Regions from separate parts of the Homo sapiens genome. Here all the other regions are linked to region 2. The links are chromatin loops, found by intact Hi-C in ENCODE. Cell type or tissue: prostate gland. All regions are shown on one strand. Each heading gives the region's core, and the rest is flanking DNA. Links, peaks and the distances in the headings are about the cores only. Region 1 overlaps PAK3 (p21 (RAC1) activated kinase 3). Region 2 overlaps RTL9 (retrotransposon Gag like 9). Region 3 overlaps CAPN6 (calpain 6).

Region 1 (7,271 bases), core at 3,849-6,348, 650 kb before region 2:
AGGCCAGATGGAGAAGCTGACAGAAGAAGTTATAATGCCTGCCTGAAAGGCAGACAAAAAAACAAATAGATGATCGGAGAGACAGGCCATGAAACCTGAAAGAAATGCAGAGGAAGAGAGAGAGGCCCAACTTGCAAAGCTGCTGGGGAACTTTTGAGCCCTTTTAAGGGAGACTAGAGATCTGTAAGATCTAGTCCCTGCCCTTGAAGAGCTTACAATCTAGTTTTCCTGGTAAGATGAATACTCCAGAAACCATGCAAGACTTATTTAAGGCAGTAGGGCAGCAAGTGCTACCCTGCACGCTACAGACTCAAGTGCTGTTGGAGACCTGGTGGAGGAAGTGCATCTTGGTTGGGTGGGAAAGCAGAGGGAAGGTTTGGGAAGGTTTAAGCTAAGTCTGACAGGCCCAGAAGCAGGGATGGAAGGGGTGGGGGTACACTTCAAACAGGAAGGTAAAATTAAGGTTATGGGGCAGTAGAAATCATAGGAACTGAATGGCAAATTTGCAGCATGTGGCTGAAAAGCCACCCAGGCACCAGGAAAGGAGGAGAAAAGAAAATGACAGCTTGATGGGAAGCATGTCTGTGTTATACTGAAGCTCTTAGATGGTGCTTGACATCTGCAACGGACTTGGCAACGATTGTTATGTTGTTTCTCCTCCTCACCCCAAAATGTAGGTCAAGGCTGTCATTCCCATATTAGAGATGGGAGGGAGGCAAGAGACTAAAGGCAGCTGTACTGGGCAAAATTCCCCAGAACATAGGGGTCATGCCCTGAGGCCTAGCTCACGAGGTCTAGGCAGAGTCTTTGATATTGGGAGATCTGGTGGAAAAGCAGCATTTGCCTGGATTTGGAGATCCCTAACTCCCTGCCCTGGACTCCATTACTCACCTCACACCGCCACCGCTGCAGGACTTCAGCACAGGTGGGCACTGCCCATGAGAAGGGTCCGGGCTGGCTTCAGCTCCTACAGACTCAGTGCTGGGCACACCAGCTGCCACAAGATGCAAGGACTCAGCTGCTCTTTCTTGGGGGAAACCTGCTGAGAGAAGCATTGTAGGGGAGAGGGAACCTCTTTCCCCACCTGCTACTGCTCCCTCATCCAACTCCCACCAAACATCTCTCTCTCTCTCTCTCTCTCACACACACACACATACTCTCTCTCTCATACACACACACACACACACTCTCTCTCTCTCTTTCTCAATCTCTCTGGTGAATTTCAGAATATCTCTTAAGAAAGCTAGAAAATCAGAGGGCTAAGAAGTGTAAAAAGGCATTGTTACATAGGATTCCAGAAAGGGCACGGAAGTGGGAGTCAGGAGTTGGGAGTTACAAGCTGAGAATTGCTGTTAGTCACCTCATCATTCTGGGCCTGCTTAGTATCAAGTGAAAAGGCCTGCCTTAGTTGACTTGGGTAAGTGTTGGAAGAACTAAATCAAATAGGACAGATGTGAAATATTTACATAGTCTGCATAATTATGGAGCAATGTGTATAATCACAGGAGGTGGTAGAGTCCAGTGGACAAAAGGAAACTGAGAGACAATGGCCAATGAAGGTTGGCTCTGTGAATATGTGAGCTTCCTGATGTTGTGGCACTGCATTCAGTTCAGTTCAGTTCATCCCTCAACTCTAAGTCTCCACCTCCATTTCCATTCCCCTTTTCACTAACCTCTTTCACTGGAGAAGTGGAAAAAAAGTCTGTCTGCCAGGCAACAGCATTCTGAGGTCTCCTAATTTGCTACCATCTCACAGGTGCTGAAGGCCCCAGCCTCTGACCCTAATTGGAGCTTCCCTCTACCTTCTCCTGTCTCCACCAGGTAAGTCTTCCACAGTACTCCCCAGGTTTCTTAGGATGAATACATACTGTTTACTGTTGTTGCTTGGTGATAATTTACCCTATTTTTCCCACAGAGGTTTCCATGTCTAACCATGAAGGAGACTGAGTCTCTTTGACCCCTCCCTTTCTGCCTTTTCCCACAATCATTTGAGCCTCTCAAGGGAGAGGCTGATCTTCTCTTTGTAGAACCCCAAGCTCTGCAATCCTTCCTACTCTGCTTTCCTTTCCCCTTCCCACAGTGGTGTTTGTCCTCAAAGAAAAGCAGAAACTACATGCTAATTCTCAAGGAGGCATGATTCAGGCTAGCACCTATTTATTACAGACCAGAATGAACAGGGTCCTAATCCAAAGAGATGGCTAGATGGATATCTAAACACGGAGATTGCAAAATTGAAGCCTTAGGGAGCCAAGAAAAGCCCCATGATCTCCAATTCCCCCTTCTGGAATTAAAACTCCAAGCCATACTCTGGGTCTGCCTCTTGCTCTTGGGCAAGACTCCAGAGCATGTCTGTCCCCCAGCATCCCTGGCATTCCATGTGTGCTTCCCACATGCACACTCCAGGCAGCCTTTCCAAATCCCACCCACTGCACCATTGAATGGTGTACTCGCCCCCTCCCTCCCTACGTGAGCTCACCCTGCAAGAGGGTGGGGTGAGGGGGAGAGGGGTGCAAGCTGCCAAAGCTCCAGAGAGGGGTGGGGCTCAAGGAGGACACAGGAAGAATGGCCTCAAGAAGCCCCCTGCCCATCTCTGGGGATGAGGGCAGACAGCAGAGGCAGCATCCACCCACTGGGGTGGGAAACAATACTAGAGGATGTAAGAGAAGGAGAACACACCCCCAACCTGTACTACCAAGAACCTCCATGTTTTAGAGCAAGATCAAGAGCTTTCCTGAAGCTTACCTCCCCCTCCCCCCAGCCTCAATTGTAGCACCACTTTTTAACTCCATGGCAACCTGCCTTTATTTCACCACTTGCTTGAGTCAGTGCAGAATCAACTGACAGGACACAGTATTCCACCTGGTAGCCACACTCCTCTCACCTGCCTGGGGGTGTGTTGTGTTGAGAGTAGGGCAAGGGGAGATATCCTGTGTGTGAGCACATGTGCATACTGGGTCATGTATATCTGCACAGTTCCCTGTACCATGTTGTATGTCTGTGTATGTGTGCTGTGTCATATCTACCATGACATGCATGTATTGAGTCTGCATCATATCGTGTGTGTGTACAGTGTCCTGTTAATATCATGTTGTATACGTGATCATGTCAATAAGCTACTGTGTGAGTGCTATGTGTCTGTACTGTGTTGCATGTGAATTGCATCTCTTCCATCCTTTGTGTATGTGCAATGTGTCTAATTCGTATTGTGTCATATCTTTATGCCATGTTGTGTGTCTGTATAGTGTTGTGGGCATTGTGTGCCTACATCATGTTGTATGCCTATACCGCCTTGTTGTACACCTATGGCTCAGCCTCCTGTTGGAGACTGAGGTAGAAATCAGTGCACACATCTTGTACATACCCAATACCCATCACTAACCCAACTCCACCCCCAGCCACCTTGCTGCATTCCAACTTCCTGACAGAATCTCTGTCTGGGGACTAGGGCTGCCACCTTGGCGGTGGGGGTAGGTGGAAGCTATGGACAACTACTCTGTCTACCACAGAGCCTTCCCATGCCAAGTATCTTGCTCAGCACCGAAGCTGTCTAGGAAAGGAGGTTTGGAACCTTTTTCAGGCCCAAAGGAAACAACGCTGGAGAGGAAGTTGTGGGGAGCTGACTCCCTCTGTGAACCCCCAGCCCCATCCATATATGCAAGGAGAAGGACTTGCAGGAAACGGTGGCTGGCTGAGTTTCTCTGTCAGGCTGGTTGGAAGGACTGGGAGCCTTCTCCACAAGGAGTAACCGCTGCACAAGGGCACTGGTGACCAGGCTGGGACCGGGGATGCATGGGGAGCTCTTAAAATTGTCCCCATTAAGGTCACTAGAGGGCACTGTTGTGCTGATTGTTAAGGATAGTGTTTCTTTTAGGGTGCTGAATTCCAAAAAGTGCCTGGGGCTCACAGTGAGATATGGGAGGAGGGCACGAAGGAGAAGGATATACGCCCTAAGCCAGGCCCTTCCTTCACCTTCATCCCAAGACTTTCTGTTTTGAGATTGAGTTAGGGAGTAAGGGCCACTAGTGAATATACGCCACCCACCCATCCACTCAGGTCTGTGAGACCCAGCCACACAGAACCTTTCAGGGGCTTGGTTATAGGGTCCCTAGCAGATTATTAACTTGGACTTCTCTTTTCCCTCCTGTTCCCCATTCACATGAAGTAAAAGTAAAGCCACACTGTTGAAAGAGATGAAATATATGTGGTTGTGGGGTTGTTTTGTATTGTTTTCCCTAAAACTGGAGGGCATACAAAAAAAGAAGGGGTAATTTTTCTGACAGGGGAAGAAGAGGGCTATACTTTAGTGGACCTGTCTTCATTACCAAGAATAAATGGACCACCTTATAGAACAACTAGTGCCAAGTTCATCGTTTGAAAGACAAGGAAACTGAGGCCTAGAGAGGGGCAAACACACTGTCTGGGACCCCCAAACACAACAGGGGTCCCAGACTGTCACTGTCTGGGACAGTGTGTTTGGGGGTCCCAGACCAGGCCCTAGCCCTCCATAACACTTGACTTCTGACTCCCAGGGTTCATTCCACCCCAGTTCCTGGTCCTTTGGCCCCTAAAAAACTTCACTCTCCAAATTCAGCCCCCTCCAACCTCAAAGAAAAACTCTGGCCTCCCTCTCCACCATGTGGGTTCCAAGGCCATCCTATTCCATCTCAGCAATCAGGCCTCTCTGTGACTACACCTTTCTAATGATTTCCTCTTCCCACCAGTAAATTGTTACTCTCTTTCCAGTTTTCAAGGTCCATCTCCCCATTATGTTTCCCAGACTTAGACCCAGCTGTAGCTGCACCGTTTTGCTCCTCATTGCATCCCCTGGGTTTAGCACAGATTGCTCCAACCTGCAGATAACTGACCAAATGTGGAAATCAGACACAGATCTATTGCACTGATTAACATTTCCAATTAAACCCCCGGTTAGGCTGTGTGTATTAGTGACTCAAATAATCACCGCGTAGGTAAATGCAAATGCCTTCCAAAGCCACAGAGCGCGGTAGGAAGCGACGCATATCTGGGAGGAAATGGAAATAGACTGCCACACCCGGAGGTTCATTTGGTTCTCCGGTAACCCTAAATGAGATTTTAAATGTGTGGCTATTATTTGATCCGAGGCTGAAGCATCACACCTGAAATGGAGGACTCGGGTCCTGCGCGTCGCTGCAGGCCCTTTTCCGCCCCCTGCTGGAGAAGCTGTGTAGTGCCGACTTGGCAGACGAGTCCATTCCAGGCCCTGCAGAGGGAAACGCCTAGCCCCCGGCAGGTGGGGGTGGGGGTGGGGGACGCGTAGCGGAGGCTTAAGTACGCCCCAGATGCCTAGAACGCTGCACTTACCTTCCGAAGTAAAGGTTTTACACAGTTCCCTGCGCACACAGGGTCCCCAGGGATCCTGAGAAGGAGGGCTTTTTTTCTTTTTTTTTTTTGAGCAGGGGTCCCAGACCAGGCCCCAGCCCACCCATGTAAAAGCAGTCAACCTACCTGTCTAGGCCAGATTGATAGCGCCTCCACTTCCCTTTGAGGCACCGTCCTTCCCCACTGCCCTCTCCTTACCCAGGAGGAAAGAGCCAGTTGTTGAGGCTGCTGCTCATTGAGTTTCTTGTTCTCTTGGTTAAAGCTACTGGTTCCTGAAGGTGGGTTACGTGGGTGGGGATGCTGTTGATTTTAAATATCTAGAATCATCCTTCTAATTCTTGGCTGAGCTACAGCTGCCTCAACCTCCAGAGTTGCCTATCTCACCAGAGAATTCAGGGCTTTTGGGTTGTTGGTAAGGCCACGACTTTTCTTCTCTCTCTCTCTAGTTTGCTCCTGCCTTCCTGCCTACTACATCTGATCTGTACACCTGATTTTTTTTTTTTTTTTTGCCTTGGCCACCTTCTTTAACCTTAATTTAGTAGCTTAGTCTCTGAACACATAATAGCAAACTCTCGGATGTCAGCACCTTCCCATCCCTGCAGTTCTTTTTATTTCTCGTTTCCCTCACCTGGTATGTCCACCACTCACCCTCTCCCAAGACCTCAGCAAACTTGTTTGCCCTATATACCATTTCCACCTCTGACCAGGAAATTCTGCAACCTGTGGGAATGGTTAGCTGGTGAGAATGTCCCTAGGGTCCTGTGTCCCCTAGCTTATAACCCTATTGCATGTGAACCTCCTTTTCCTGTCAGATCTCTCCTACAAGGCCCAGCTGCCTGTCCGGAGACTTGCAGGGTCAGCTCCTTGACATCCTAAGGTCTCTCTGACCTCAGGATTCTCAGCTGTCAGCTCTTGCCCAGGCTACCTCCTAGTCTCTTCCCATTTTGCTTCTTGCATGGGCTGGGGGATATGACACTTGTATCCAGAAACAGAGGCTTACAAATGGCTCTCTCTCCAAGCCTCTGCCTGTTAGTCATTCATTACCATATCAAGTCTTTTTGCCCAAAGTTGCCCCTGATTGGAGGCCTCAAGTACCAAATCACAGATCTTGCCCAATTATAATTTTGCAAATGGCCCAGTGAAAACCGCACTGACCTTTACACCTTGCTCATCCCAGAACAGGGCCACGGTGTTGTCACCAACAGGAATGGACCTCCTTCTGTTCCAATACCTCAGACAGCCATACACTTGGCCTGGATTTGAGTCTGCAAAACCATGAGGGGAGCAAGACTAACATGGCTAAAGGCTTCCCTGCTGAAAGCCGTTTTTTAAAAATAGCACTGCAACCGCCCCCATCATGCTTCCCAAAGCCAAGCCACTCACCCTTCTCTCCTTCGCTTCTACAGACCAACAGCCCAGAACCCTCAAGTCTAGAATCTGGAACTGGATTCTGAAAGGTGGGACCAAAAAAAAAAAAAAAAACAAGTGGGGCCTCTATCTCTCTCCTTGCCTGCATCCCCCTCTTCCCACCATCCCCCACCCCACCCCACCCCTTAACCACCACCTAGGGAAGGAAAACTTGCCAGAGTAAGAATCTAAAATGTTCAGTTCACCCAAAAGTGCGGCAGTAATCTTGCCAGAGCCAGTTCACAAACTGAGGGCAATGTCCCCCAGCGAGCTAAGGGGAACAGGAGAGAAGGAGAGGCAGTGGACCCAATGACACTGCTCCCCAGACAAAGAGAGGGCCAATCCAGGGACCCTGAGCTTTCTGGGGGCGTTATTGCATCATTCCAATCCCCACAGGAGAAGAAAAGGGTCCCCCTGTTATTACCATCCCCCCACCAAAAAAAGGGGAGGGGGATAAAGAAAAATAAAAGAAAGAGGGGAAGGCGCCCGTTTAAGAAAATCGTCAC
Region 2 (6,538 bases), core at 1-2,500:
AGCGAAGATATCTCTCCAGAGGCTAGAGCAGTCATTAGCACTTTGGACATTGCTTCGGTGTCTTCATCTGTAATTTGCAATGGGGACATTGCCTCAGAGCTGGGAGCTGGCACTGGCTGTGTAGACATCACTCCAGGATTCATATCTTGCATTAGAATTGGGGATAACTCTCCAGAATCTGGGGCTAGCATTAATGGTGTGGACATTGCCTCAGAGGATGAAGTGCTCATTATAGGTGTACACACCACTCCAGAGGATGGAGCTGGCATTGCCAATGGTGATATCTCTGCAGAATCTGGTGCTACCATTAGCGTTGCGGACATCGTTCCAAAATCAGGAATTGTCATCATCCCTGGGGACATTACCCCATACTCTGAAGTGGACAGCAATGGGGACAATGTTCCAGAATCTAAGGCTGGCATTAGCAATGGGGACAGTGCCCCAGAGTCTGAGGCTGGCATTAGCAATGGGGAAAGTGCCCCAGAGTCTGAGGCTGGCATTAGGGGTGGGGACAATGCTCCAGAGTTTGGTACTCCCATTAGAGGTGCAGACATGGTGTCAAAGACTGGAGATGTCATCAACTGTGTGGATGTCCCTCCAGGGTCTGAGGCTGAAGTTGAGACTATAGGCAACTGTACATGAGAATGCAGAATCTGTACGTCTGCTCTGGTCTCTGTCATTGGTCTACAGAAGGCCATCTGCTTGTTTTGGGGCTCAACATTTTCCTCCCTCATTGTATTGTTGAATCGCAGTGAATGTAAGGGTATTGACATATCTGCCACAGCCACAGGATAGTGTGGAGGGAGCCCAGGAGGCAAGAAAATCTGTAAACAAGAAACAAGTTTAGAGGTCAAAAGCCAGTATCAAGAAGATTTGGAAACAGACAAATTGTTCATGGTGGAGACCTGTTTTTATGCGTTGTCAGGTATATGGCATTGAAGGTGAGGCTATCAGATTAAAGAAGCTGTGAAGCAATGAACAACTTTGGAGCTGGAGCAAATGTCCCTTCTGCCTCTATCCTTTTCAAACCAACCCAGCCTCTCAGTTTGTAAATGCTATAAACGCCAGCAGCCTCCGCAGCCAGGAGCCTGGGCAGTCCTGACTCAAATAAAGCAGCAGCACCACCTTCTGGCCAAATGTGAGAAATGCGGATTCCTGGCCTGTATTCTATCCCACGGCAGTACTCACAAGCCAGCCAAGGTACTGGCAAGCCTGAATGGGAAAGTCCTTTGCCCCAGGATAATTATTAGTTCCTGGGGCTCATTGAATTCTGCCAGTGGTTTAATCCTCATTTTACTACTCTGATGGCCCTGAATGTTCTCAGGAAAAGGGAGACATTTATCTAATCAATGACTGAGAGCAACATTCCATGAACTGAAAATTCTGCTTATTATTTTCATTATTCTTATTAATAACAGCAACCACCACCCCATTACTACTATTTATTTATTGCTTCACGTAGTATGTGCCAGGCACTGTACTTTAGACAACTGTCACAACTTCCTATAACGTGAGGGCCTTTGTAAGCATTATCCCATTTGGGTCTTACAATCTCCTGGGCAATAGATATTATTATCCCCATTTTACAAGCTTTCTCAGATTAGCCAGGGTCAAGGCTAAAATAGGGTCACTGCAACAGTAACAAACTGTATAGCATTGACTCTGACCCCCTCCTGGGGGTTGCCTAGTGTTTGGCATCCCTGAGCTTGCATTCAATTATTTCTCTGACATCCCAGATCATGGGTCACTTAAAGCCCAGTGTCTGGCATGTCCAAGTTTCAAGTTTCTCTGATGCCATGGGGGTGGGCAATCCAGAGCCTCACCCCTCCAGCCTGCTCCAATAAGCAGCCCAGAAGGGGCTTTTGGACACACGGCTTGGAAGCCAATGCAAATATTACACAATGTTGACATGTCCCCACAGCCTGCCCATGCCAAAAGCAGAAAACTTGCTACTTTGGGACAATGTCACAAAAGTCATCAACCTCATGGAATTGTGATTCCATAATAATGAGAAAACCTGCAACAGAAACGCTAACAGTGAACATTTCTTTAGCATGCACTGACTGGCAAACACTCTGCTAGGCACTTTACATGTATCATCTCATGTGGTTCCCATAGCAACACTAAGAGATTTCGGTTGTACTCTTCCTTTATCTTACAAATGAGAAAATTCAGACCCAGAGAAGCTTAATAGTTTGCCTGCAGTCACATAGATTCCTGGGTCCATCCAGTTCCAGAGCCCCCTACTCTTCACCAAGGTGCTATAAAGATCCACCTCTCCCCCTTACTCAGTCACACTACCGAGACCCCTGCCTCTGTCTCCAGCCTGGACAACCCCAAGATGGGTTGTCATAAAAGAAATGCTGGCCTCCTGCTGACACCCTGGTTATTGTAATAATTGTAATAATTGGTGCAATGGGAAAGATGAGTCAAAAAAGCAGCCATAGACCTCCACCTCCCATCTTCAGAAAAATATCTGAACATGCCACAGTTTCCCACCAGGCAAAACCCAGAAAGATCTTACCTTGCCAGTGACGGAGAAGAGGGAGAGAGTATCCTTTGCGCCCCTAGCTCTTTCACTCTGGCCAATTAACTTATACCTCGTGCCCAGCCAGTTCATTAAAGTAAGACCCAGTACCAACAGCTGTTCTCTGCAATCTCCCTTTGCTATCCCCTGCCACGCCCCCCTGCCCGCCAGCCAGCCTGCCCGCCCACCCGCCCCACTGCTCCTGACTTGCTACTGCTTGCTCTGTCTCTCTGGTCCCAGATTCCTGCCTCTATATAGGCTCTGACATTTGCCTCTGGCCGCCTTTCACTTGACAGTCCTCCAGAAGCTCCGCCTTAGCACTTGGCCTATGCAACTCCACCCCTCTTCCCTGTCGCCCCCAACAGTCCCACCAGCCTATGCCCCACCCCACTCTGCCCAAAGAAAAGAGGAGATTGACACAATTAAAAAGATGAGATGAAAAGGGTCCTGGCTCAGGAAACAAGATACGTGCCCTCTGCAGTTGAACAGACACAGGAGTCCTGGGACCCAGGCACTGCAACTGATATGACATGGAAGCACAGGCAGAGGGCTCGAGGGAAAGAAACTGAGGCTGGAGATTGAGTGGAGCAGCATCAGAAACGTTCAAAGAGGTTCAGGTGCAGGGAAAGAGGGTTTGGGAGGATGGACAGTGGGGGCTGGCAAGCAAACACCTTAATAGAGCCCTGTAATGGTGATCATAACGAAGACAATTTACCCCAGGGTCACAGACACGGAGAAAAATCCAGCGACCGGTATCCCTGCCATAGGGCTAGGATTCAACAGAAAGGCTCCATGGATTTCAGACAGCTAGCAAGAAAAGCACACCAGCCTTGAGCATACCAGCTGAGGGCTTGTTCATACAAACATGGCTACAGCCTGCTTTCTAGAACTGGGGCACAAGGTCAGAGTAGAGCTAGCAGAAAGGTTTACCAGAGTACTCCAGTTTTCCTGAACTGGTGCACTCAGTCTAAGGGGAGAAACCCTCAGTCTAAGGGGAGAATTGGTCCCTGAGCCTTGGATAGGGCAAAGCCTCCAGGTGAAGTTCAAGTAGCCTAGGTATAGGGATGTAGAGTTTGACAAGGGAGGCATTCAGGTCGTTATAAACCTCATAATTAACGACCAACAACAACTGAGCACTTGGGCTAAGCACTACATATGCATTATATAATTCCGACCTCCCAGCAACACCTGTAAGGTAGGCACTGAGATCATTCCCATTTTATACATGAGGAAATGGGCTTGGAGAAGTCTATGTGACCACGGTCACATAAAATAATAATAATAATTTTTTTTAAATCCCAGATTTCAGCCCTGGCCATTCTGTTTCCAAAATATTTTTATCTCTTTGTAATCAGACAAGTGATTAGAAACTCGGAGTACTCTTCTCACTGCCATCTCCCCTACATCCCCACACCACAAAGCAAGGAAACTTTCTTACTACAAATGGCTGAATCCTTGTAGTAATAATAACAACAACAACTGATATTGCTTGAACTCTTCCCATATGCCAAGAATGGGGCTGAGGGCTTCACCAGCATTATCTCATTTGATCTTGACAATTACCCTGTGAGCTAGGTCCTTTAAATTCTCAGTATACAGGTAAGGAAACTGAGCCTCCATGAGATGAATTGACATGACCAAAGGCACACAGCTCTGTGTGACTCCAGAGCTCACTATAGCATACTACTCAAAAGAAAAATTCCAGTCGCTCTCCTCTCCCTTCAAAGCAAAAAAAAAAAAAAAAAAAAAAAAGTCACAGAATAGCCATTCTATTAACAATGGCCTCACAACAACTACTATTATTATTATTAACACACCTAACAATTAAAGCTAACGTTTACTGTGCCAGGCCCTGTGCTAAGTGCTTTACCTATATGATCTCATTTGACACTCACAACATACTACGAGGTAGGTTCTATTAGCACCTTCATTTTCCAGATGAGAACAGAGGAACAGAGAGGTTAACTAGCTTTCCCAATGTCACACAGCTACAGGGCACTGTTGTTTATTTCTAATGCAACAATTTTGGAAATAACCTAAGTGTCTAATGTTAGAACACAACTTGTTTAATGATTAAACGAATCATGGTGCAATTGTAGCAGCCACTATTGTAGCCATTGAAAATATATTCTAATGTGTACATGAGGATCTGATTATCATAAAGATAAATATGTAGATTTCTGCATAGAAAAAAAATCTGGAAGGATATATACCAAAACGCCAACAGTGACCACAGTTGAATGATGGGATTAGAGGGGATTTTTAATTTTCATTTTCCTTATCTGTATTTTCTCATTGGTCTATAATGGACCCATAATACGAAAAGAAAAAAACTAATAAAAGTTAATTTTATTTTTTTTAAAGATATGTTTCCCTAGGGTTCTTTCTCAAGCCCTTTTCACTCCTCTCCTTGCAAGCTCTCTCTAGGAATCCCGGACATCCACCCCCCGACCCAAGCAATCTTTCTACCCCGACAAGCTTAATGGTTGTACCACTTTATTTTGTGTTTTATTTTTGGTTTGTTTTTAAAAATAATTTCTTCTTTCTCTAACTTTTATTTATGTTTAGTAATTCCATAAGTAATCTAGGAATATATTCTTAGGATAAAGACTTGAAATCCTCCGTACAGACAAAGCTAAACTCCTGAAAATGCCCCACCCCCCATTCCCCGCAAGTCCCATTCCTCTGTCTGTTCACAGTTGGGTGTGTCTCCTTCCAAACTTTCTCTAGCTGCAATGGCATTCAGAGTTCATATCATTCAATTGCTTGCAAAACCCAGTGTGTGCAAAGAGCTGCAGTTAGAAAACCATGCTAGCACTGGTCACCCCAGGGTTCCAAGTTCTGACCCATTGTGACTATTTTCATCAGCCTGCTTCTAAGGAGGCTACTGAGAGAGGGTTCTTGCATGCTCAGCCCATGTGAGGCATAGACTTCCGTTCTATTAAAGCCAGAGTCTCTAGGAACACAGAGAAGAGAGGCCTTCTAAGGAAGGAAAAGCCCAGAATTTACCGCTTAGCATCTCTCAGGTCCCTCACGTCCCACCCAGTCTGCACTGATCAATACGGCTAGGAGGTGTCATGCTCCTGCCGCCTCACAAAAGGTAATTGAGTTTAGGGGATTGCATGGCTAGCTGCTCAGGGAAATAAGAATAAACAAGAGACGGTTCAATATGTCAACAAATAGCTTTCCAGCTGTTGAAAATAAGCCTTTCCCTAGATTCTCAACAATATTCTTTCCCCAAGTCCTAGCAAATAGGCATCCAGATAACTGAAAACAGACAACCTAAGGCTAAAGAAATACCTGGTCTACTTTAGGATCTTCTTCCTTCCTTGATCATTCAGGGAAGTAGAAGCCCTCCCCACTTCCTTCCTCCCCCACAGCCCTGACACTTAAAATGCGCACCGGCTCTTTATAAATAAAGAGGGGGAAATAGCTAGCATTTACTGAGTGCTTACTATTCCAGGCACTATGTTAAACACTTTACATACCTCATCTTATTTATTGAACGATAAACAAACAAAGTGGCTTTTTTACTCCCATTTTCTAAATCAGCTAAAGAACTGAACTAGAGAGAAATTAAAATGAAGTAACTTACCTTGGCTCTCACCGCTGAGAGGGAGCGAAGCTGGGCTTGTCACTCGGGTCTGTCTGACTCAGCCAGTGCTCTTAACTCACAGGAGAGTCACACACTGTCTTCAAGTCTCTGAAGGGCTGTCATATGGAAGAGAGGGTAGGTGTGTTCTGGGTAGCTCCAAAGAAAAGGATTTGACTGTTAGTTGGGAATTATGCTTTCATTGGATGTGCTGCAAATTCCCCAAACAACATGTATATGCATGTCCAACTCTATAGGGAAAAGAACATTATAAGAAGAGCAAACGGAACTGCCTTGCATTAGGTGCCGGTCTGAAGGATCTGTGGAATCAGAGAGAACAGGAGGGATACCAGAGGACTGCAAATGGGCAGTGTCCCAATTTTCTTAAATAAGGAAACTACAGACCAGTATACCGTAAA
Region 3 (7,271 bases), core at 1,593-4,092, 790 kb before region 2:
CTTGTCTATCTAGAAAAGGAACTTTAATTGCTGTGTTAAAAACATATGTCACTTTGTTCCAGCTGTAAACCCATATTTGGTCATCAAATGTGGAAAGGAGGAAGTCCGTTCTCCTGTCCAGAAGAATACAGTTCATGCCATTTTTGACACCCAGGCCATTTTCTACAGAAGGACCACTGACATTCCTATTATAGTACAGGTAAGAGTGTGTACAGGGGTCGCCAGAAAGGCTCATACTTTGTACCAGATACTAGATGATCCCAAGTACCTTATATATGTTTAGGATGCAGAGCAAGAATTATCGTATTTTTTGGTTTGTTTTATACTCAAAAACTCTTCTCATCAAGCATGGACACTGACTTCCTTATTACCATCCATCCTAAATCTCCTCTCTTCCATTTATTTAATTGTGGGCAAAAGCCCACATGCTCACCAGTACACATGTTAACACACGTATCATAAAATCCCATGGAGGAAAGCTTATGCCAGTTCAGAGGACCCTCACATGGCTAGGTCAGGATGAATCACTGCAGTTTGGCAGTTTTTCTGACTTAATACTCCTGACCAGCAGCCTTTAGGTAACCATCCCACAGGTCAAGAACGACCCGGAGATTCTGTTTTCTGGCTTTTCATGTATATTCTTTGAGGTATCCTCCCCTCAACTGATGGGCTATCAGGAAAGGACAGAATAGTCTCTTGGTTTTAAAACAAATCTTTTGAAGCTCAGCATTAGATCTGGATGTCACTGGGCAAAGGCTAATCTCACTGAGGGCTGCTCATCTTCACTCCCTTCGTTTGTCTTTCCAGGTCTGGAACAGCCGAAAATTCTGTGATCAGTTCTTGGGGCAGGTTACTCTGGATGCTGACCCCAGCGACTGCCGTGATCTGAAGTCTCTGTACCTGCGTAAGAAGGGTGGTCCAACTGCCAAAGTCAAGCAAGGCCACATCAGCTTCAAGGTTATTTCCAGCGATGATCTCACTGAGCTCTAAATCTGCAATCCCAGAGAATCCTGACAAAGCGTGCCACCCTTTTATTTTCCGTCAGGTGCCAGGTCTTAGTTAAGATTCACAATCTTTAGAAAGAATGAGATTCACAATAATTAACTCTTCCTCTCTTCTGATAAATTCCCCATACCTCCCAATCCAAGTAGCATCTGTAGCTACATAACCTATATACCTCCAGCAGCTGGACATGGGGAGGCGACAGTCCTATCTAGACATCATACACATTTGCCAAGAAAGGATCTCTGGGGCTTCCGGGGGTGAGATTCAAGTAGGACAATAACAAGAGGCTGGACACCCTACAGATGTCTTTGATGTTTTCAGTTGTTTGATATATCTCCCCTGTAGGGCATGTTGAGGAAGGAGGAGGGCTGATCAAGGCCAAGCTGGTCTAGCCTGACATCCTAGCTCCTGACTGAACACTATAGACTTCCCAGCAGCATTTCACCCAGCAGCCAGAGCCGGCTTTAAGTCCCCAACCCTTACAGACACCACTGCCACCACCACCAACCACGACCACCACCACCACCACCACTCACCACCATCATCACCTCCGGAAAGTGTAGTCCTGCCCTAACCCAAGTCACCCCCGACAGTAAATTTTACCTTCATGTTGAGAAAGCTTCCTGGTGCTTAATCAAGAGCTGGAGTTCAATGAGTCCTAGACAGTGAGAGGGGCCTGAGCTTCAGCTCAATGGAAGCCTGCTGTGTGCCACAAGACGGAAAAGTGGAAGAAGCTGCAGTGGGAGACAAAGCCTCGGTCCCCCACCCATCCACACACACCTACACTCACACACGCGCACATGGGCGCGCACGAACTACCATTCAGGCAGTCAGTGGGCAAGAGGAAAGATAAGTAAGTACCATACACACCTAAAAGATGAGAGAATTCATCCAGACATATTACAGCCAGTTTGGGGCCCCTGACTGCAATGTGAAACCTCTCGCTGCTGCTAGGTTTACAAACAAGCCCATTGTCCTGTGCCTCCTAATATCATTTGTACTGAAGACCCCATCTGGGGACTTGAGACTTTGGTCCCAGCCCAGACTCCTCAGACTTTTCTCTCAGTTGGGATGCTTCACTCGCTGGGGGTGTTTGTTTGCCCTCTCATTTTTCAGTACTTCTACAGAATTTTCTCTAGAGTCAGTCATTATGAAATGTACTTCCCTCCATCTTAACCTATCAACTTTCTGCCCCTCCTTCAAGGCCCAGTATAAATGCCACCTCCTCCATGAAGCCTTCCCTAATTCCACCCCAAACCCCCACCTTCAACAATATTTCAACGCTTCTGCAATGATGAAAAAGAAACATAGTTGTAGTACTTAGCCTACCTAGACCAGCAAGCATTCATTTTTAGCTCGCTCATTTTTTACCATGTTTTCCAGTCTGTTTAACTTCTGCAGTGCCTTCACTACACTGCCTTACATAAACCAAATCACAATAAAGTTCATATTCAGTACATTGATCAGTCTTGACTTGAATTGATGGCATGGGATGGATGGCAAGAGTGACCATCTGTTAAGACTTGTTTCAAAGCCACTGGAGGTGGGGGTTGAGGTACTTCATGAAATCTGAGCTCAGGTAAAAGTGTGATGGATTCAAAAGCCCTGGCTACACTCTGATGGTACAGTTCTTTGCATTCTGGGGTAGTTGGAAGAATGAAGAGGGGCCTTTATTTCATATTTAGGGACAGCTAGGTGCTATTCGGGGTTACTTGAGTTTGAAACTCCTATTTGGGATTGGACTCGAGGCCATAGGTACAGTAGCCAAATCTTTCAAGGGAAGATCTCTCAACAAGACAAAATACCAACTCCCCTTTCCCAGCATCTTCCTTAGAGCCGAAGGGATGTGTGAAGACTTCACTCATTTGCTTATACAACCTGCCATCTACCATCTTAGGGTAGGCAAAGGGGAAAATTCTTATTTTTCTTTCTGACATGAAAAAGTGCCTAACCAGGGGAGGGATCTCCAAAGGAGTAGCTCAGGAGAACAGTTCTCAAGTACAGCCCTCACTGTCTGTCCCTATAACACTAACCCAGAACACACTAGAGATTTACATGTTGTAGATTTTTGTTAGACATGAAATATCCCATGTGGATAATGCAGTCATTCCATATGGTCACCAGATGGCACTATGGTATTACAATTAAGCTCAAAGATGCTACTGCTTTTTTTTCCCCCCAAGGATGACAATTTTTCCCCAGACAAAAAAGGGTAGAATGCCCTCTTTCACCACTCATATTCAACATAGTATTGGAAGTTCTGGCCGGGACAATCAGGCAAGAGAAAGAAATAAAGGGTATTCAAACAGGAAGAGAGGATGTCAAATTGTCTCTGTTTGCAGATGACATGATTGTATATTTAGAAAACCCCATAGTCTCAGCTTAAAATCTCCTTAAGCTGATAAGCAACTTCAGCAAAGTCTCAGGATACAAAATCAGTGTGCAAAAATCACAAAGCACTCCTATACACCAATAACAGACAAGCAAAGAGCCAAATAATAAGTGAACTCCCATTCACAATTGCTACAAAGAGAATAAAATACCCAGGAATATAACTTACAAGAGACGTGAAGGACCTCTTTAAGGAGAACTACAAACCACTGCTCAAGGAAATAAGAGAGGACACAAACAAATGCAAAATAAAGCCATGCTCATGGATAGGAAGAATCAATATTGTGAAAATGGCCATACCGCCTGAAGTAATTTATAGACTGAATGCTATTCCCATCAAGCTACCATGAACTTTCTTCACATAATTAGAAAAAAAACACTTCAAATTTCATATGGAACCAAAAAAGAGCCCACATAGCCAAGACAATCCTAAGCAAAAAGAACAAACCTGGAGGCATCATGCTACCTGACTTCAAACTATACTACAATGCTACAGCAACAAAAACATCATGGTACTGGTACCAAAACAGATATATAGACAAATGGAACAGAACAGAGGCCTCAGAAATAACACCACACATCTACAACCATCTGATCTTTGACAAACCTGACAAAAAGAAGCAATGGGGAATGGGTTCCCTATTTAATAAATGGTGCTGGGAAAACTGGCTAACCATATGCAGAAAGCTGAAACTGGATCCCTTCCTTACACCTCATACAAAAATTAACTCAAGATGGATTAAAGACTTAAATATAAAACCTAAAACCATGAAAACCCTAGAAGAAAACCTAGGCAATACCATTCAGGGCATAGGCATGGGCAAAGATTTCATGACTAAAACACCAAAAGCAATGGCAACAAAAGCCAAAATTGACAAACGGGATCTAATTAAACTAAACAGCGTCTTCACAGCAAAAGAAACTATCATCAGCATGAACAGGCAACCTACAGAATTGGAGAAATTTTTTGCAATCTATCTATCTGACAAAGGTGTAATATACAGAATCTAGAAGGAACTTAAACAAATTTACAATAAAAAACAATCGCATCAAAAAGTAGGCGAAGGATATGAACAGACACTTCTCAAAAGAAGACATTTATGCAGCCAACAAACATATGAAAAAAAGCTCATCATCACTAGTCATAAGAGAAATGCAAATCAAAACCACAATGAGATACCATCTCACACTAGTTAGAATGGCAATCATTAAAAAGTCAGGAAACAACAGATGCTGGTGAGGATGTGGAGAAATAGGAATGCTTTTACACTGTTGGTGGGAGTGTCAATTTGTTCAGCCATTGTGGAAGACAGTGTGGTGATTCCTCAAGAATCTAGAACCAGAAATTCCATTAGACCCAACAATTCCATTACTGGATATATACCCAAAGGATTATAAATCATTTTACTATAAAGACACATGCACATGCATCTTTATTGCAGCACTATTTACAATAGCAAAGACGTGGAACAAACTCAAATGCCCACCAATGATAGACTCTATAAAGAAAATGTGGCACATACACACCATAGAATACTATGCAGCCATAAAAAAGAATATGTTCACGTCCTTTGTAGAGATATGGATGAAGCCGGAAACCATCATTCTCAGCAAACTATCATAGGAACAGAAAACCAAACACCATATGTTCTCACTTATAAGTGGGGGTTGAACAATGAGAATGCATGGACAAAGGGAGGGGAATATCACACATCAGGGCCTGTTGAGGAGTGGGGGTCAAGGGGAGGGAGAGCATTAGGACAAATACCTAATGCATGCAGGGCTTAAAACCTAGATGATGGGTTGATAGGTGCAGCAAACCACCATGGCACATGTATACCTATGCATGTTCTGCACATGTATCCCAGAACTTAAAACAAAATTTTAAAAAATTTAAAAAGGGTAGAAAAGAAAAGGAACTAGCATTTTAAATTATCTGCTGTGTATCAAACTCCACATTCAATGCTTTACATATGTGATCTCATTTTAATGCCCATAACAACCAAATGGAGTGCCGTTATTATCCCTGTTTTTGAAGGATAAGAAAGTTAAGGAAAAGAGGGAGGCAAAATAACTTGCTCATGGATGTTCATCCATTAACAACAGATGGCTTTGGTATGATTGTTTTTATTTAACTCCGGAACTTGGGCATTTTCCATAGAAATATGCTGTCTTCCAGAAGGTAGTGACATCTAACCTTGGTACAGTGTGTATCCACAGCACTGTACCAAGAACTGTGCAGGTAACATACCAAATACTTTCTCTCAGAATCTTTACCTCTAACTTATACTTCATGTATGTATAGCATCTGTAGGTAGACTTGGTCTTGCCAAAAAAAAATCAATGCACTAATATATATGAGCATGTCTTTGATACACACAACAAAATTGAACCTCAAAATAATTATGCTGGGAGAAAGACCTCAGACAAAAAAGGGTACGTACTGCTTGATTTCATTCATATAAAATCTAGAAAATGCAAAGTACTCTATAGTGACAGAAAGCACATTTATTGCCTGGGGAGGTGGGAAGGGAAGAGAAGAAAGGAATATAAAGGGGCCCAAGGAAATTTTTGGGGGTGATGATTATGTTCACTATCTTGGAACTACTTGGTATCTTGATTGTTGTGTTGGTTAAATAACTGTGTGTGTTTTTCAAAATTCAACTGAGTTGTACTGTAAATAAATTTTTTTAAGTGAAGCCTTATAACCACTTCACGATCCTTCACTGATCTTTTAAAGTTTACATATATTTATATCTAAATACACATAAAAATACATATATCTAAATACATTTTTAAAACTCCACCAGGAAATGTTATAATTTGTGCTTTCAATAGCAGTACGTATTTTAAAGAACTTAAGAGGAGAAAAATAGTTTTTTAAAATATTTACTCAGCTATTTACGATTTCTGTTTCTCTGTCTTCATTCCTGACATTCCAGGATTCTCTCTGGTGTCATTTATGTTCAGCCTGAAGAACTTCTTTTATTATTTCTTTTAGAGCTGTCAATGAGTTCTCTTAGTTTTTTATCATCTAACAATGTCCGTATTTGCCTGCATTCCTGAAGGATATTTTCACTGGTTATAGAATTCTGGTTTGGCAGTTATCTTCTTCTAATTTAAAGGCATTATTCTTCTGTTTTCTGTCCTCCATAGTTTCTGACAAGAAATTCACAGTATTCCAAATTACTGTTAACCATATATATTATGTGTCATTTTTCTGTAGGTACTTCAAAGGTTTTTCTTTCTTTGGTATTGTTTTATTATCTGTCTAGAAATGATTTTCCTTAAGTTTACGCAGTTTGAAGTTCACTGATTTATTGAATCTGTAAATTCATAACTTTGATCAAACTTTGTGATGTTTTCTGCAATTATTTATGCAAAAATTACTTTCTGCACCAATTTCTTTTTCTGCTCCTTCTGGAACTTTAATGGTATAAATGTTAGACCTTTTGATATTGTCCCAGAGATCTTTGAGGCACCATGCAAATTTTTTTCAATTTTTAGTTGGCATAATTTTTAATTCTGATTTTTATTTAAAAAAATGTACATACAGTGAATTATCTCATAGAAAAAAACACAGGGAACTATTAGACACCAAGGAGACACAGCTCGTGCCAGGGTTCTGGAAAAATTTTCTGGGGGAGGTGATACCTAAGCTGAATCATGATGCATCAGTACAATTAACACAATGAAGAAAGGAGGGATCAACAGCTACAAACCCTGAGAATATTGTGTGCAAATGTATGGACTTGCAAGAGAGCATGGAATATTAGCAGGAAAAGTTTTTTGTAGTTGGAACAAATCATGCCAACTCGGGAGTGATTGAAATATGATATTGGAGAAGTAATGGGATGAATCATGAGAGATCTTTC

Evidence for each region. A loop is a pair of places that touch in the nucleus more often than their neighbours do. Peaks named below come from ENCODE experiments on the same cell type or tissue, not always from the same donor. Only the 100,000 strongest peaks of a DNase experiment are listed, where the experiment ranks them.
Region 1: a loop joins it to region 2, with 3 times the contacts of the local background. A loop is called at or near these places in 13 of 110 quality-filtered maps.
Region 3: a loop joins it to region 2, with 5 times the contacts of the local background. A loop is called at or near these places in 24 of 110 quality-filtered maps.

What each region holds. Positions count from the first base shown.
Region 1 is chrX:111,096,927-111,104,197 of GRCh38, reverse strand. PAK3 (p21 (RAC1) activated kinase 3) reads right to left here. Exons shown (of 18, transcript NM_002578.5): 2 at 6,742-6,808; 3 at 6,514-6,623; 4 at 892-1,039. Among named protein-coding and RNA genes, the nearest start is that of PAK3, 4.4 kb to the right of the region's middle. In prostate gland, for the core only: a CTCF peak has its summit at 5,191 (motif pointing left); no DNase peak of the experiment used is centred there.
Region 2 is chrX:110,444,853-110,451,390 of GRCh38, reverse strand. It overlaps RTL9 (retrotransposon Gag like 9), which reads right to left. Exons shown (of 4, transcript NM_001385449.1): 2 at 6,123-6,238; 3 at 1-824. The coding sequence starts at 773. Among named protein-coding and RNA genes, the nearest start is that of CRIPTO3, 73 kb to the left of the region's middle. In prostate gland, for the core only: a CTCF peak has its summit at 1,127 (motif pointing left); a DNase peak (open chromatin) is centred at 1,110.
Region 3 is chrX:111,240,296-111,247,566 of GRCh38, reverse strand. It overlaps CAPN6 (calpain 6), which reads left to right. Exons shown (of 13, transcript NM_014289.4): 12 at 63-199; 13 at 808-2,468. The coding sequence ends at 990. Among named protein-coding and RNA genes, the nearest start is that of CAPN6, 27 kb to the left of the region's middle. RefSeq lists an enhancer at 128-1,327. In prostate gland, for the core only: a CTCF peak has its summit at 3,122 (motif pointing right); no DNase peak of the experiment used is centred there.